Linked DNA regions of Homo sapiens: region 2 is linked to region 1. A link is a loop called in an ENCODE intact Hi-C map of the cell type or tissue named here. Cell type or tissue: B cell. All regions are shown on one strand.

Region 1 (8,000 bases):
CTGCCCTCTAGAGTTTTACAGGTTAATGGAAAGGGGTTTTTACCAAGAAGCGCAAATCCAAATTACTCGTTTCTTATGTTAGCAACTTCACCCTCAGGAGTAAGCAGCAGCAGCAGCCAAGGGGCACACAGAGCCACAGGCTAAACACGGTCCACAGCTTCCTGAAATCAAAGGGCTTCAAAGATTTGGAAGACACATTTCTTTTGATTTTTAAAGCAACCACACACCTATTCTGGAATAGTGTACAAAAATCACATAGGCCATCCCGACTCCTAACTGAATCCCCTCTTCCACCGTCAGAGGACGAGGGCACTTTTTGGCATGATGGAGAGAAGCGAGGGGGCAGGGGTGGCCAGAGAGACGGCTGGAGTGGAGGCGGGGGCACCAGCGTGGGGTGAAGGCAGAGGCACCACGGGAATGTAAATTGCAGGACGCATCCTGAGGCAGTGAGTGTTCGGGGCATTCTTGTGGGTGGTCACTTGGGCCCTAGATTAAAGGCAGAAACACAGAAATGCCTTGGGGGACGTTGTAAACTTCAACAGCTCTATCTGTTGTTTCAGGAATGAGGGAGAAACATTCACCAGAAGCTTCAGACTGGGAGGAGACAGAGTCTTTGAGGCAACCCAGGGGCTTCTTAGCTGCAGCTGTGTCTGCTTTGAAGTTCAGTCCACTCTCCCCAGGAAGCCAAGAGGCTCTCAAGTGCTTGCAGCAGAGAAGTTTCATAGAACAGAAAGAGCAGACAGAGGCACGCTGCGCCCTCCAGCACGGCTGCCTGGCAGGAAGCTTTGCTGAGTAACTTTGGTTTTAGTTGGAAACCTTCTGTCATGTTCCTGTCGGGGCAGTGTGGGGAGTGTGGGCTGCACTGTGGCGGGTGGGTTAGATTTCCTCCTTCCATGCAGTGGACAGGGATGTGGGATGGGGGCACGAAGCCATGGACAAGTGGATAACTGACCTTGAGAAGATGTAGAGGTCACCACAGAGGGTTTCCAACTCACGAAAGCATTTCTGCTATGGGAAGGACAAGGGACGCTGGCCTATGGAACAGGCCACCGGAGATTCCAGAGCAGAGCCCTGCCCAGGCCTCCAGACTTGTGGCTTTAATTATCCAGTTAGTCATAGGTTTACTGTCATCCAAGTTTAAGAAGCTTGACTGTGACCCATGTGCAAAAAAAGGTTGTTCAGGCTTTTTTTTTTTTTTTAAAGCCACTCTGGGCTGTTCAGCAGGCTGAGACAGGATCCCCAGAGCCCACCAGCCCTGCAGAAGTGGGGACTGCCTACCTGCACTTTTCTTTCTTAGGCACTTTTATCTTGAACACAGAGCCTCAGGCATTGGCCAGTCCGGTTAGTCTGGAAAAACTTGAGAGCCAACAGTTTATTTCTGCTCTGAGGGCAGTTTCACTAGCACAGAGCACATGGCGAGCAGAGCCCAGATTACAAGGCTGGGCGGGGCGGGGCGGGGGCGGGGGCGGGGGCGGGGGTGCAGGTGAGGTGCTTCGGCTCTGACGGGCGCTGGGCTGCTCACCCAGTTTTACATGGGAAGTGGTAGGGCCCTGTCTCCCCTGGCCCCTGCCCATGCCCCGGGAGAAATGGGTATGTTTGGGTGGTACCTTCCTGCATGGGCAGAGGCAGGTGATTGTATCGCCAGCCCTGGAGCTCAGCGTGCACAGCTTGGGCTTCCATTTGGAGGAACCTGATCCTTGGACTTGAACACTCTGCTCTTTGTGTTTTGCACAACAGGAGAGTCCTGCTCCTCGCTTAGCTCAGCACAGCGAGTCCCCTGGCTTCAGCTTCCCTCCTGAGCACCTGACGGTTGTCGGTTTACTGTGACTCACTGCCATTCTATCTGCCTGGGCTTATGTTTCCAGCATCTCACCAGAGCTGTTGTGACCCATCTCCTGGGCAAAGCCTTCCACGGAGAGGCTGCCGGGCCAGCAGGAGAGGAGACCCAATCCATCCATCAGCATTTGAATAATTCCATCCACACATACTTCTCTTCCAAACACCCGGGCTATTTTCCTTTCCCTGAGCCATGCAAGCCCAAGGAGCCAGCAGGGTTGCGTGCTCTCAGGAGTAGGACACGTCACATCAACTTGAGTGCTCCAGGAGCCCTGCCACAATGGTTTCTTTGTGAGATCATCTTTGCAGCGGTTTCCTGAAGCTCTGGCCTCCTTCCTGGTATCTTCACACATTCTAGGTGTTTCAATTCAGTAAAAACATAAGGGCCTTTTGACTGCTCACTCCTGCACTTCACACTGGGAAGGACACAGAAGTCCCCAGAGAGTGCCCTGGACGACAAAATGTAGTTCAGAGGTATCTAAGGTGGGTTCCACCCAAAAGGGTCCCACAAAGAAAGAATTCCAGGGCCAATTAAATTTGGGGATCTGCATAGTCCATCTCTCTCTTGGTGATTCAAAACATATATTTATATATATTAAAGGTTCTGAGAAGTCCTGTAAGTAAATCCTGTTCCACTTTTTAACCCACCATCTCCCAAACCCAGCATGATACTGATATCAGCATGCTACTCTTTTCATATAACACCTACTTATATATGAAGGAACTAATTGAGGTCTTTTGAGATATATTTTAGGAAATGATCTAACAGTGGTTTTTAACCTAAGGAAACACCTCACTAGAGAGTGCTTGGGCACAGGAGGTGGCATTTTGGGTTGTCACAAAGATGGGGAGGTGCTACTTGCATTTCATACATAGGGGTTGTGGGGGCAGGGGCAGCTAGTGCTGTTACAGTGATGATGCAATGCGGCCCCGTCCCAAGTGGGGTGGGGGGCACTGTCCTGCCCTAAATGCCCACAACTCTCCCCACGCCGCTCTCCCACCCCATTGAGAAGCAGTGGTTGGACCTACGCTCAGCATTGTGCTCCCAGGCCCTCTCTGCGGGTTCAAACGCCTCTTGATGTCCTCTTGGTCTCTGCCTCCTTGCTTCCTCTAGTTGGGATGCCTGCACGCTGGAGAGAGTTGGGTCTTTTGTGGCTTTTGTGGCTCTGGTCCCAGTAGGAGATGACAGACACAACCAGAGGGCAGGATTCCCTCGTTCCACGGTTCCATCTACTCTGGAGGCGAAAAAGGGGTGTGTGAAGTGGTCCCTGGGAATAAAGAGAAAGCTGCTCACCTTTCTGAAAAACTTTTCACCTCTCAGGGAAAGGGGACCTGAGAGAAGCCTAAGAGAAAACTCCTGATGCTTAGCCAACTCCTTGAGAAGGAAAGTGAGAATGGAGGCTGAAGCCCCTTCCATCCTTCCTGGTAAAGCAGCGGAGACGCCAACACCCACGATCTGCAACTCAAAGTCAAGGGATTCCGTGTCCCTGCTTGTGTCAACATAGAAAACGCCCATGGCAACGGGCAAGTGCGGCCTGAAATGGCAGAGTGTGTGTTTCACAAAACAGGGGTGGCTCACGGCTGCAGCCGCCCGGGGAGGTCCTGGCCTTGCCTTCGAGGGGCTGGTCCTCGGGGGGTGGATGCAGCTTTGCGGGGCTGGCTCCACGTCGCGCCGCGGCGGTTTGGGCTGGGGAGCAGCCCTGCAGGGAGGCGCCGCCGGGTGGGCCGCGGAGATAGCTGCAGGGCGGGGCCCCCGGGGGCGCGGGGACGCCCAGCGGCCGGATATCAGCTGCCACGCCCGCGTGGGCGGAGAAAAGAGCAATTTGACTTTGGACGGAGAGCTGAGATGCGGGGAGGAAATCCACCACCGGCCTCTGGCGACTCCTGTCCTGCGCGCAGGGGAGGCAGCGCAGCCCGTGAACACCCCCGAGCCCGGTGCGGGCCGAGCAGTTCTCCGCACCTCCGGTAAAGGTGCAGGACCGGGTGATGGTCTCTGCAGCAGTCAGAAGGCTCCTCTCCCAGCCCAGGAACGTCTGCAATAAATTGCTTCCATGTGCGGGCTTCCCGCTTCCTCTTTCTCTCTCAGGGTTAATGTGGGAAAAGGGAAGTGGCTTTTTTTTTTTTATTTTGAAAATTAGCTTTAGGGCAAAGTCCTGCCAAGTGTGTAGTTCAATACCCCATATTATAGGTGAGGACACTGAGCTCCAGAGAGATCAGATTCCAGGTCACACTGCTGGTGCGCCGCCAAACCAGGTGGAGAACGCTGGTGCCTCCGCTCCTTGGGCATTTTGACTCCGGCATTCATGATTGTTTTCCCTTCTTTAATACCCACTACAGCAAAAATTTTGTTGCTGTTTCCCTCTGTTAAGAATTATTAAAACTTGGAGGAGGGGAAGCAAAAAGTTCTTTCAATATTAAATTAAAGCACTGTCTAACGAGCCCATCTGAGAGTCATTTGGCTATCTAGGGGAAGGTAGCTTTGACTTATTTTTTACTATAAAATAGAGTCCAAACGTTCTTAACTCTGAAATTAGTTAGGCCAGGAGCCCCGGCTCATGCCTGTAACCCTAGTACTTTGGAGGCCAAGATGGAAGGATTGCTTGAGGCCAGGAGTTCAAGACTAGTGTGAGCAACATAGCAAGAGTCCCATTATCGATTTTAAAAAATAAAATAACATGAGATAGTACTGTGTAGAAACTATTAAAATGTAAGTGCTGTCTGGGTACGGGAGCTCACGCCTATAATCCCAGCACTTTGAGAGGCTGAGGTGGGCTTGAGCTCAAGAGTTTGAGACCAGCCTGTGCAACATGGCGGCAAAACCCCTTCTCTACAAAAAATACAAAAATTAGCTGGGCATGGTGGTGTGTGCCTGTAGTCCCAGCTACTCTGGAGGCTGAGGTGGGAGGATGGCTTGAGCCTAGGAGGTGGAGGTTGCAGTAAACCAAGATCATGCTACTGCACGCCAGCCTGGGGGACAGAGCCAGATACTGTCTCAAAAAAAAAAAAAAAAAAAAAAAAGTAAGTGTTTTTCTGTTCTACAGAGATGCAAATGATTCCTATCTGGTCAGATAAATTACCTCAAAGGTTATAGTTTTGCTGCCCTGTAGCACATTAGCCAGTTTAGTATCTAACTTTGTGATCTTACGTCAGCATTCCTTTTCGTTCTCTGAGTACACAAAATCTTTATTCTCGTAATATCTTTGAACCAGTGTTGCCACCTTGCAAAGTCCCTTATGAATGAGTTACCTACCTCACCGATACATACTCACCATATCTTGTCAAGGCTTCATATTCCTTTCCCTGTATAGTCCCCACAAATATACACTGTCAGCTTTCAATGCACACCAAGCGCCCATTATTGATTCTTTGTCCCGAGTGGCTCCTCTGGAGCATATGCGTAACATCAGGGGGACATAGGGCTTTTAATTGTCAAAAGTATACAAACTCAGCACGTTATTCCAAATAATCTCTGCCCCTGCTCCCTCACATTTTGATCATGCCGTATCTGTGATCTGGGGCTGGGGACTCTGGCCCTCAAGATGCCTCCAATGCTCTCGGCCCCTGCTAAGAGCCTCTGCCCACACACGGGGTCATGCGCATAACCTTAGAACTCTGGGCACGGCTAGATGAACTGTGGCACGCACCTGATCTAGGCAGCAGCCCACTTCCCAGTTGGTCAGCCAGTGAAGGAAGGCTCAGCCCCACCAGGCCAGTGAGATTCTCCGTCTTGGCAAATTGCTTAAAGACTTGATAGTAAAGGAGAAAGAGATAAAGCAGGCACCTGAGGCCCCGAAGCAGCAGACACTTAAATAAGCAGCAGGAAGAAGGTCCTGGCAGAGACAGAACACCTGAGTTTTCCACATGGCACACGGACCTTGGAGGCACAGAGGGATGGGCCCCGCTACTGAGTGGCAAGAAGACGAAATGTCTGTGTCGTAGAACTGTGTGTGATCTTGAAAGACCTCTCGGTTCGTGAATGGCATCTTGGGTTCTGTCAGGCTCCACACAGGTTCTACTGCTCCTCTTCCTCCAACAGGCTGAGCTGTGTGACTTTTCCAGGGTTGCCATCCGACCTGTCATTTGGTCTGTGGCCCTTAGTTTCTTATCCACATGTGGCTGTAAAAGAAACTCCACAATCCTGGAGGGAACTCAGTGGGTCCCTACTTCCAATCCAAAAACCTCGACTCACTCTTTTACTTTTTCTAATAACTTAATAAGTTAAATAATAATAAAAGAATTGTTACCGTTGTTCAGCCAACTCTTTCCGGGCTCATCAACGATTTTCTAGGAAAGAAGGTTTCCTTGGTTAGACCTGCACTTCCTCTCTGTCTCTCTCCATTCATGTTTGAGCATTCATTCATTCTCCCCACAAGCACATCATGGATTCTAAAATGAAGAAGGCAATATTCGTACTTTGAAGATGCTCACATCTTGCATGTGCAGTGTTACAAGAGTGGGGTTGGTGCAGGAGTGAAATGGGAGGCCGTGTCCCGAGATGGGGTCACCAGAACCTGGAGTGACAAGGTGGAGGTGGGGAGAGGAGCTTTTCCTCCTGGCTTTCCCACAAACACTGACTTCCATGCCTCTGGCCTGGAACCACATGTAACCAAAGCCATATGTTCAACTTGCGTTAATTAAATGGTGGCCTCAGCAACATTTCTGGTGCTGCTTCTGTTGCTTTGGCATTATGATGTCTTCAATATTTGTTACTGTGTGTCGTTTGTCATGTTTAACCCAGTGGCTCAGATTCTATTTGTTTGTAAAACTTAAATGTTGAGAGACTTCTGTTCTTGATTTTTTAGAAAATAAAAATTATTTTTGGTTTATTCCATGAGAACATATCTTCTATAGGTTGAACCTCCAAGGTTCTTCCTTCTTGATTTTTCTGGGAGATGACTGTAATTTTTTTTTTTTTTTGAGACGGAGTTTCGTTGCTGTTGCCCAGGCTGCTGGAGTGCAATGGTGCAATCTCAGCTCACCGCAACCTCCGCCTCCCGGGTTCAAGGAATTCTCCTGCCTCAGCCTCCCAAGTAGCCGGGACTACAAATGCGTGCCACCACGCCCAGCTAATTTTTGTATTTTTAGTAGAGATGGGGTTTCACCATGTTGGTTAAGCTGGTCTTGATCCACCTGCCTCAGCCTCCCAAAGTGCTGAGATTATAGGCGTAAGCCACTGTGCCTGGTGTAATCTTAACTGCTTTTTAGGAAATGGTGTAAGAAAAGGCTGTGCCATAAACTCAAAATCCTACTAATCCCCAGTTCTCAGCCCCAAACCGAAGAAAGATTACATTTCCAGTCCAGTTTCTAATCCCAAGTATCCATGCACCCAGGATGGCGGGAAAAGGGAAAAGGCGGTACCTTAAATGAGGGAAGGACATCTCAGTCTTGGCCAGTTCTTACTCTTCCCAGGGGCCACCCTCAAGCCCCACCCTGAGCAGGTAAGTGAGGCAGGCAGGCAGCCTGGGAGCATGTGTGGGAGGGAATCCAACGGTGTTCTCCAGGCTGCAAGAGCTGGGCAGACACAATCGTGCTGCAGCCCTGGCCTGTGTTTTTCTTTCCCACAAAGACCAACACCGGTGCTGCTGACATCATGACAGGTTTGATCATTTTTATTTTGCGGTGAGCGTGGTGTCATGGTGATGAAGAGTCCTGTGAGCTTGTGCAGGTCCCCTCAACTGCAGGCTGTCCAGGCTTCCTCCTCTACAGTAAAGACAAGGAGAATGGCTGCTTCCTAAGGTGATGGCGAGGTAGGATGAGGAGTGTAAACGGCCCACCCTGCTCCCAGTGGTAACTATGGGTATGATTTCCTTTTGGGAGAAGACAGAGATTGCCCTTCTGATCCTCCCAGCTGTAAATTTGGGCTGGGGCAACTTTTAGACACAAACAGGGCACTCCTGGCTACAGGGCCTCAATGTTTTCCTTGAGGTGGAGTATCTAGGCATTTCCCTGAGGTTTCTGATGCCTGGGCAGGGTGGGGTGGGGTGTGGCTGGTTCTGACAGCTGTTCCCCACCCAGCTTTGTGCCCTGGGGAGGGAGATCTACCTGCACATCCCGCTGCACTGGATCTGCAGGGAGCTGGGGCTGCCCTTGGACGCCTCAGGCACAGGCCCTCATCCTCTGCCTAACTGCTTTTTACACCCATCCCTTGAGTCCAGGGAGATTTT
Region 2 (8,000 bases), 59 kb after region 1:
AACTGGGCCTTCTTTATGTTGACCTGTGGAAATTGGAGCCAAGGGAACCAGCATAAGAACATATACTTAATTTCCACTTTACAAGAACAGATATATATATATGTAATTATTCCCATGTATCAAGGGAAAATTGTACCTTTACAATGAAAAGATCTGGCAGACACCACCTTAACAAGGTGATCAAACTTAACACACCAATAACTGACATCATGTGTCTCTTAATGTGATACACTGAAAAGAATCCAGTGTTATCTCTGTTAAAAATATACAGCATGACTCTAATCATGAGGAAAAAGCAAATCCAAATTGAAGGATACAAAAAATGCTAATATGATGAAATATAAAAAAGGACAGGAAAACAATTCTAGGTTACGGGGGCTAAACAGATAAGACAACTAAATGCAATTTGTTATCCATGATTGGCTCTTGAATTGAAAAGGGAAAAAAAACTATCATAATATCTTATATCCATAAACAAATTCCACTTGGCAAAATTGAATGTGGATATATATTAATATTAGATATTATTATATCATTGTTAATATTTCTTTTCTTTTTTTTTCCTTTTTTTTTTAGACAGAGTTTCAATCTTATTGACCAGGCTGGAGTGCAGTGGCGTGATCTTGGCTCACTGCAACCTCTGCCTTCTGGTTTCAAGCGATTCTCCTGCCTCAGCCTCCCAAGTAGCTGGGATTAGAGGTGCCTGCCACCACGCCTGACTAATTTTTTGTATTTTTAGTACAGATGGGGTTTCATGTTGGCCAGGCTGGTCTTGAACTCCTGACCTCGTGATCCACCTGCCTTGGCCTCCCAAAGTGCTGGGATTATAGGCATGAGCCACAGCGCCCAGCCCTGTTAAATTTCTTGAATGTGATCACGGTATTGTGACTGTGGGGAAAATGTTCGCATTCTTAGGCAATACATGCAGAAATATGTAGGGGAGAAGTGTCATGGCATCAGCAACTTATTTTCAAATGGTTCAGAAAAAACACACATACATGAATATATAGGGAAAAAGAGAACATAACTGTCACTAAATGCTAATAACTGGTGAATCTAGGTGAAGGGTATGTAGGTATTCACTGAATTATTCTGTCAACTTCTTTGTAGTTGGATTTTTTTAAAACAAAAAGTTGGAGAACATGGAAAAGAATCCTGGTGGCCTGTGAAGGATGGATGGGGGCAGGGGGTGGACCTGGTTTGGGGACAGCTGTACTGGGAGCTCTGTCCCCTCAGGAAGTCTCTCTCCACCACTCATCATGGCTTCTCCCTGCAGCATGTCCCCTCGCTGCTGCAGGCAGGCTTTGCCAGGCTGCAGATGCATGGCCACAGGCCCCTCTGGATTCCCAGCCTTCCAGCAAGCATCTAGAGAGAAAAGAGCCTGCTGCAGCTAGAAAAACCCTGGGATCTAATGAGCTCAGCTTGGGTCATGTGCTCCTCCCAACTCCCACTCCTACCCCTGCCAACCACCCATTGGGTCAGACCCATGCACTCCAGGCACTGAGGGGAGAGCTAGGAGGGAGAATCAATCAGACTCGGGAGGGAGAGGGCAGAGCAGCAGAGGGTTAAGGATGAGCCAATGGTTTCTAACTAGGGGGACTAGGGAAGGCAGCCTTAACTGAAAGAGAATACAAGACAAGCCAGTTTGGGTGTTCTGTTTTGAACTCGATAAATTCAGAAGCTTTGCGAGGATCTAGGGGGAGAATCTCACAGATTGCTGGGAATACAAATCTGTAGCTCAAAAACGCATTGGCAGTGCCTGCTGCTTGATGAAGGCATGGGTGTGCGGGCTTCATCTGGAGAATGCGGAAGATTCCATCATGCCTAGCAGGCTAGCACGGAGCCCCCTCTCCTTGTAACCAGGCTCGTTGGCGACAGAGATCCTGGCAAATTATGAGGAAGTAGAAGCTGGGAGCCATTCAAAGTCATCACATCCACGTTTCTCTTCAGGGACTCAGCCAGGGCCGCTCCTGCTGCTTGTTCCAAGGCACACTGGGAGTTGTTGGGCAAATATTTGCACAACATTTAGGCCCTAAACCTGCAATGGCCTGAGCCCCTCCATGACAGAGCCTCCTACCCGGGTGCAGGCAGCTCTCTCAGCTTCTCCATCAAACCTAGCTACAGCAAGGGCTGTTGAGCCACTCCAAGCTCAAGTCTGGTTTTCCAGAAAAGATGTCCTGCCAAGAAATGTGTTACTGAAGAGGGAAAGGGAAATATAACCAAAGGCCAGGGTACTGGCACCTTTCTCCTGTCCTCTCCTGAAAACAGGGACCTCTGCTTCCTTTTGCCTTCTTGTTCTGTGTTCAGGAAAAGTTGTGTCTGTGGTTAATCTCTCGAGATCCGGAGGGAGTTGGAAATGGGTTTGAATTCCAGTTTCCCCATCCCCATCACTTCCTTGGGAGTCAGTGAAAGTCACTGAGGTAACACAGCAGAGCGCTCGGCATATGAGAAGCGTGAGCCAAATGTGAGCTGTTCTCTCCCAGGAGCGTGTCTGAATGGGGCTGGAGATGGACGCCTCCTTTCCTCATTTCTCTCAGACCTCCTGGGGTGGTTTCCTGTCACAGAACAGAAGCAATTGCCTCAAATCAGATACCCAAGGATGCTGCAGGGAGAAGAGGCTGGAAGAGGGTGGCTGGGGTTTCACTTGTGTAAGCCACACACCTAAAATAAGCCCCCGCAGGAGACTCTGGGAATTTCCTGTAATTTTCACTGTAAATGTCCTATTTATAAAGCTGAGTCACTGCAAGCCGTTGTTTCACAACCACCCAGCATGTGGAGACAGGCCGGCACAGGAAACAAGGAGCATACCCCAAAACGCAGGCCTCACTCATGGCCTTTGGGGGTTCCCTGGGGCCAGCCTGGGCCTGGCCGTTCAGCCCCTGTAAACACCTCCACAAACTCAGGATTTGGGTCACTGGGCCAGGCTTACGCTCTCATCCCCCATTAGCCCTTTTTCTGGCTTCTTTGCTCCAAAATAGTCTTTTTTTTTTTTTTTTTTTTTTTTTTGGTTATACATTTACAGGAAAAGTCTGGCTTCTTCGAGAGTTGCTTACAGACAGTGCCAGGCCTGTCCCCTCTGGAGACCTGAAGGGTCTGGCCTTAAGTAGGATCCAGGGCAACTCTCTGCTTTCCCACATGAATAGACCTGCCTGGATGCCTCTGCTCATCACCACCTCTATAAAACAAACAGATTCTCCCAGGACAGATTCCATACGTTCAGGGCTCAGGGTGCCTGAACCCAGAATTCATTAAAAGCAGTGAAGGGGCAAAAACGGGAGCAGATGTCAGCAAAGCACAACTGCACTTAGCAAGTTCACCTTTCCATCCAGAGTTCCTTGCAGGAGGGGCCAGGAGGGAACACAAAACCCTCCTCACTTCCTGATTTTACAATCACTCAGCTAGCGGCTACAATCAGGGTCACTAATCACAGCTGTTGAACCAGGCCGCCACATCCTGCCACCAGCAGCCCCGGAAGACACTGTGCAGAGCAGGAGGCAACCCTATGCCACTGGTTCTCTGGTGTGCAGAGAAGTCTCCAAATCAAAGAAACCTTAATGCTTAGTGACAGCTTCTCGTTAAACAAGGTAAACAGTGGTCCAGTGAAAACATTCTCAATGTTGCTGAGAATGTTTCCCTCAACACACTTCTTTTTGGGAGCCAGCTCAGAGGCCCAGCTCTGTGTGCCTTGTGGGTTCAGCTCTGATTTCTGGGAGCCCTGGGAATGTAGGAGGTTTGGACCCTGAGAAGTCCCTGGGCCGGCAGTGCTGTGTGTCAGTGTCAAGGCAGTGCAGTGGCATGGGGCAAGGCCTCTGTGAACTAGTCAGCGGGGAAGGGGCGGGAGGGCATTGCCAGGTGCCCAAGGCTATCTCCAGTGCCAGAGCTCCTCCCTCCCCGTCCCCACATTATGTGACCAAAGGTCTTTGGGTGTTGCTGCCGGATGGTGGGTCTTCTGGTCCAGCTGCTCTCTAACACCTGATGCCCTTTTATCACCCTCTGTCTCTCATACTTCCCAGGCCCCGGCCTGAGCCCCAACCCAGGCAAAGTCCCCTGAAGTCGCTATTCCTTTCCTTATTCTTTATTTTCATCGCCACATCTCTCTCTCTCTCTCTCACCCCCGTTACCAGAGAATTTAGGCTACCTTTTCTCCATCAGCATGGCCCGTGGCCCGACAGCAAATGTCTGAATGTGTGTGTGGTAGCTGGCACTCAGCTTCTCATGAGCTCCGTGATGTGAGCTCCATCTATGGAGGACACAGATGTTAGTGTCACAAAAACCCAGGCATTTTCAACTCCTGTCTAGTGAGTCACCCTTCCCCTAAGCCCCACCCCCACCTATCACAGAGATTAACTGGGGTTGGGGGAGGGTGCTTCTTACTGTAGCAGTAAAAAAACAAAGTAACCTGTCAATTTAGAAAAAACAGATTCAGGCCCAGTGCAGTGGCTCATGCCTGTAATCCCAGCACTGTGGGAAGCTGATATGGGCAGATTGCTTTGAACTCAGGAGTTCAAGACCAGCCTGGGCAACATGGCAAAACCCTACCTCTACAAAAAATTAGCCAGGCATCATGGCACATGTCTGTGGTCCCAGCTACTCCAAAGGCTGAGTGGGAGGATCAACTGAGCCCAGGAGGCAGAGGTTGCAGTGAACCAAAATCGTGCCACTGCATCCAGCCTAGGTGACAGAGACCCTGTCTCAAAAAAAGAAAAAGAAAAAACAGATTCAAACCAATTAGAACTCAGAAGGTTCAGCAAGTTCACCAGACACAAAATCTACCTGCAAAAATCAACAACATCTCTGTCCACCCACAATAACTGCTGAAAAATATTATTAAAAAGATACCATTTACAATAGCAGCAAGAATTACAAAATATATCTAGGTAATAGCCAAGAATACCCAAAACTTCTAAAAACATGTCTTAAATTCTAATAAGGAAACATAAAATGATCTGAATAAATAGAGTACATTCCACATTTTGGGTAGGATGACCTCATGTAAGATGACTTACTTTGGATGACATTTATAAAGACCTAGTTATATGAACAATGAACCTATAAATTTAATGCAATGCTAATCAAAATTCCAACTGGATTTCTTTTTGAGAAACTCAATGGAGAAATAATTAACTTTTACAAAGAAGAGTAGAGGGGAGACTTGCCCAATTACCTACACTACAAAATCAGAATAACAGTAGCAGTGCCAGCTCCGTGGCAGTCCAGTAGACTAGCAGAAAAGCATGGGTAGCTGGGCAACACACTCCGGTCCTTTAGGAACTACACAGAGAGAAAGTTAACCCAGCAAACACAGGTCCTCAGTGGGCTCAGCCACCAGTGGAGGTTTTGCTGGGATATTTTGCTACACTACTATCATTGCAACAAGTATACCTAAGGGATAACAAAACATGTGCCTCAAGGTCCCCGTGTGACTTAAAATGCACTACATCAAACTGGCTCTGTGGAAAGAACAGGACTTAACCGTTCAGCAGGCCTAACTCTCTGGAGCTGCCCCTGAAGTCCGCAGCAGCTACACGTCCTTCATGAGGCCAGATGTGCAAAGCCGGGCCCAGAAAGCTGAGGTAGGTCCCTGCACAAGGCCACAGGGCTTCCATCTCTCTCCACAGAAAACACATCGCAGAGCTCATGAGAAGCTAAGTGCCAGCTACCAGGAGTGCTGGAGGGTGAGCTGGAGGAGGTGGCCTTAGGTGGAGATGAAGGGACAGGAGTCCACAAAGCAGGCCCACTCTGAGTGTCCAGCAATGCTAGGTAAAATTCACAGGTGGAAATCCTAGGCCCCAGGGTGACGGTGTTTGGAGGTGGGGCTTTGGGAGGTGATTCGGTCTTGGGGACAGAGCCCTGAAGAGCCCTTTAATGGAGGGGATTAAAGCCCTTATGAAAGAAACCCCTTCTGCCACAAGAGGACTCTGGGAGAAGGCGCTCTCTATGAACCAGAAATCCAGCCCTCACCAGACACCAAATCTGCCAGCGCCTTGATCTCAGACCTCCCAGCCTCCAGAACTGTGGGAAATAAATGTCTATCCAGTCTGTGGATTCCTGTCCTAGCAACCCAAATGGACTAAGACAAGCATCTTTTACTTCAACTAATTCAAGCAGATGTTCAGCTCTCCTGAATTACTAAAAGCATACACATTTTTAAAAATAGAGCATACAAATCAAATCTCAAGCATTTTGTGTCCACTCTCTTTAGCTCCTTGTCGCTCGTCTCATGTTTCTGTAAAACCACATTCTTTCCTCTCATTTTCGGTGGGGTCTGTCTGGGTTGTGCTGTAGCAACAAAAAATTTCCAAATCACAGAGGCTTTACACATTGATCATTGATATTTGAGCACTGATCATTGCTGAAGCTGAGTAATGGGTACAACAGGTTTGATATTATATATATGCATATATATATTGTATTGTATATATACATATATATTTGAAATTTTCAATAATAAAAGGTTTTGTAAATCTCCATGGCTTAAACCCACAAAGGCTCGTTTCTTGCTCATCTTCCATGTCCCTCATGGATCAGCAAGGTCTCTACTCCACTTCATCCTCATCCAGAGACACAGGCTAGCCAGCCTCCACCCTCTAGATTATTACTCACTACCGTAGCACCAAAAAGGAACCACGGGGAGAGCATGTGATGGTTCTTCAGGCTTTTGCCTGAAAGCGAAACCCATGACTTCTGTTCACATTTCATCAGCAAAGCAAGCCACATAGCCACACCTAATTTTAGTGGCTCAAAGACAAATGGATCTACTATCTACTCAGTAGAAAGGGAACTGGAAATATCTGGTAAACAGCACTAATGATGACCACAGCCACGAAGAGATGTAAATCTAGAAATTCATTCAGAAAGAAGCCCTGATATGCCATAGAGTTGTTCCCAATGGGTTTCACCCCCAACCAAAACCAAACACTCAGTTTTCTCCATTTTAATAAAACATTCAAACTTATACTAAGACTGGGAGTTCCACAATGTCAGGGACAGTTTATATAACTTCTTTACTTTTCCAGTACCTAACAAACACAGCCCATTGAGAACTGTCCCTGACATTGTGAAACTCCAACCTTGATATAAGTTTGATTGTTTTATTAAATGATAAGAAATGTCTTCTTATTGTCTTCCCTCTGTACTGTTTGTGTCCCATTTTCCTCTTCCTATAAGGATGACCGTCCTCTTGGATTAGGGCCCGCCCTACTGACATCTTAATTTGATTACCTCTGTAAAGACCCCATTTCCCCACACAGTCACACTCTGAAGTGCCAGGGGTTAGAACTCAGCACTCTGTCTTTAGCAGGTGCTAGATTAAGATCTGCTCAACTGAAGAGACACAGGAGGCAAGTAGAATGGATTTCCAGGCGTCCTCTAGAGAAGCCATTTCTCATCTTTGTTCTTACTCTTACCAAACTCTGTCTTATGACATTCCCAGGAGGAGACAGGAGGGGGCTGGTGCTTTTCTAGGAGGCCACTGGGTCATTGAGGCTGTCCCAGGTGGCCAGTCTTTCTCGGCTGCAAACTCACCAAATGTCAGGGGGTGCAGAAGGGAGCCTTGGGATCATCCTACTCAAAAGCATGCATCTTACAGGTGAGGAAACTGAAGCCCAGAGAAGGCAAGGACTTCTACCTGCTTTAAGTCTACCGCCTCCTAAGTCCTTTTGCATTAGCAATCTCTGAAAGGCTTGTGACTTTGAAACCTGGGTATCCTGGACCATTGTCCAGTCCTGTCTGTGTCTGCCATATTATATCCAGCCATGCTGTACACTGCTGTATGTTTAGTAAGGCTGAACTGAGAGAGAGAGAGAGAGAGAGAGAGAGAGAGAGAGAGAGAGAGAGAGAACATTTAAATAGTGTAGGCAATTCTGCCCATTTCACTCAATAAGGGGATATAAATCTGCTGTTCCCAATAGATGTTGGTTCCTGCCTCATTCTCATACGTGAGCACTAGCAAGCCTTTGTATAATACTAGCATGGCCCCTAGACACAGGCCAGTCCTGTCC

Evidence for each region. A loop is a pair of places that touch in the nucleus more often than their neighbours do. Peaks named below come from ENCODE experiments on the same cell type or tissue, not always from the same donor. Only the 100,000 strongest peaks of a DNase experiment are listed, where the experiment ranks them.
Region 2: a loop joins it to region 1, with 7 times the contacts of the local background. A loop is called at or near these places in 24 of 110 quality-filtered maps.

The regions. Positions count from the first base shown.
Region 1 is chr14:49,999,884-50,007,883 of GRCh38, forward strand. It overlaps LINC01588 (long intergenic non-protein coding RNA 1588), which reads right to left and starts at 7,637. Exons shown (of 4, transcript NR_126498.1): 1 at 5,711-7,637. LINC01599 (long intergenic non-protein coding RNA 1599) reads right to left here. Exons shown (of 9, transcript NR_131171.1): 9 at 7,430-7,536. RefSeq lists enhancers at 220-867, 854-903, 1,884-1,933, 1,944-2,153 and silencers at 1,384-1,513, 3,215-3,728, 3,414-3,773. In B cell, CTCF peaks have their summits at 3,604 and 3,805; DNase peaks (open chromatin) are centred at 748, 1,638, 2,698 and 3,608; H3K4me3 peaks cover 3,550 bases; H3K27ac peaks cover 7,505 bases.
Region 2 is chr14:50,058,479-50,066,478 of GRCh38, forward strand. All of the region lies in intron 2 of LINC01599 (long intergenic non-protein coding RNA 1599), which reads right to left. Among named protein-coding and RNA genes, the nearest start is that of LINC01599, 43 kb to the right of the region's middle. RefSeq lists enhancers at 2,602-2,891, 3,092-3,271, 3,762-3,831, 4,302-4,511, 6,067-6,116 and 1 more. In B cell, no CTCF peak of the experiment used is centred here; DNase peaks (open chromatin) are centred at 2,794, 3,433, 4,283 and 6,673; H3K4me3 peaks cover 2,799 bases; H3K27ac peaks cover 6,086 bases.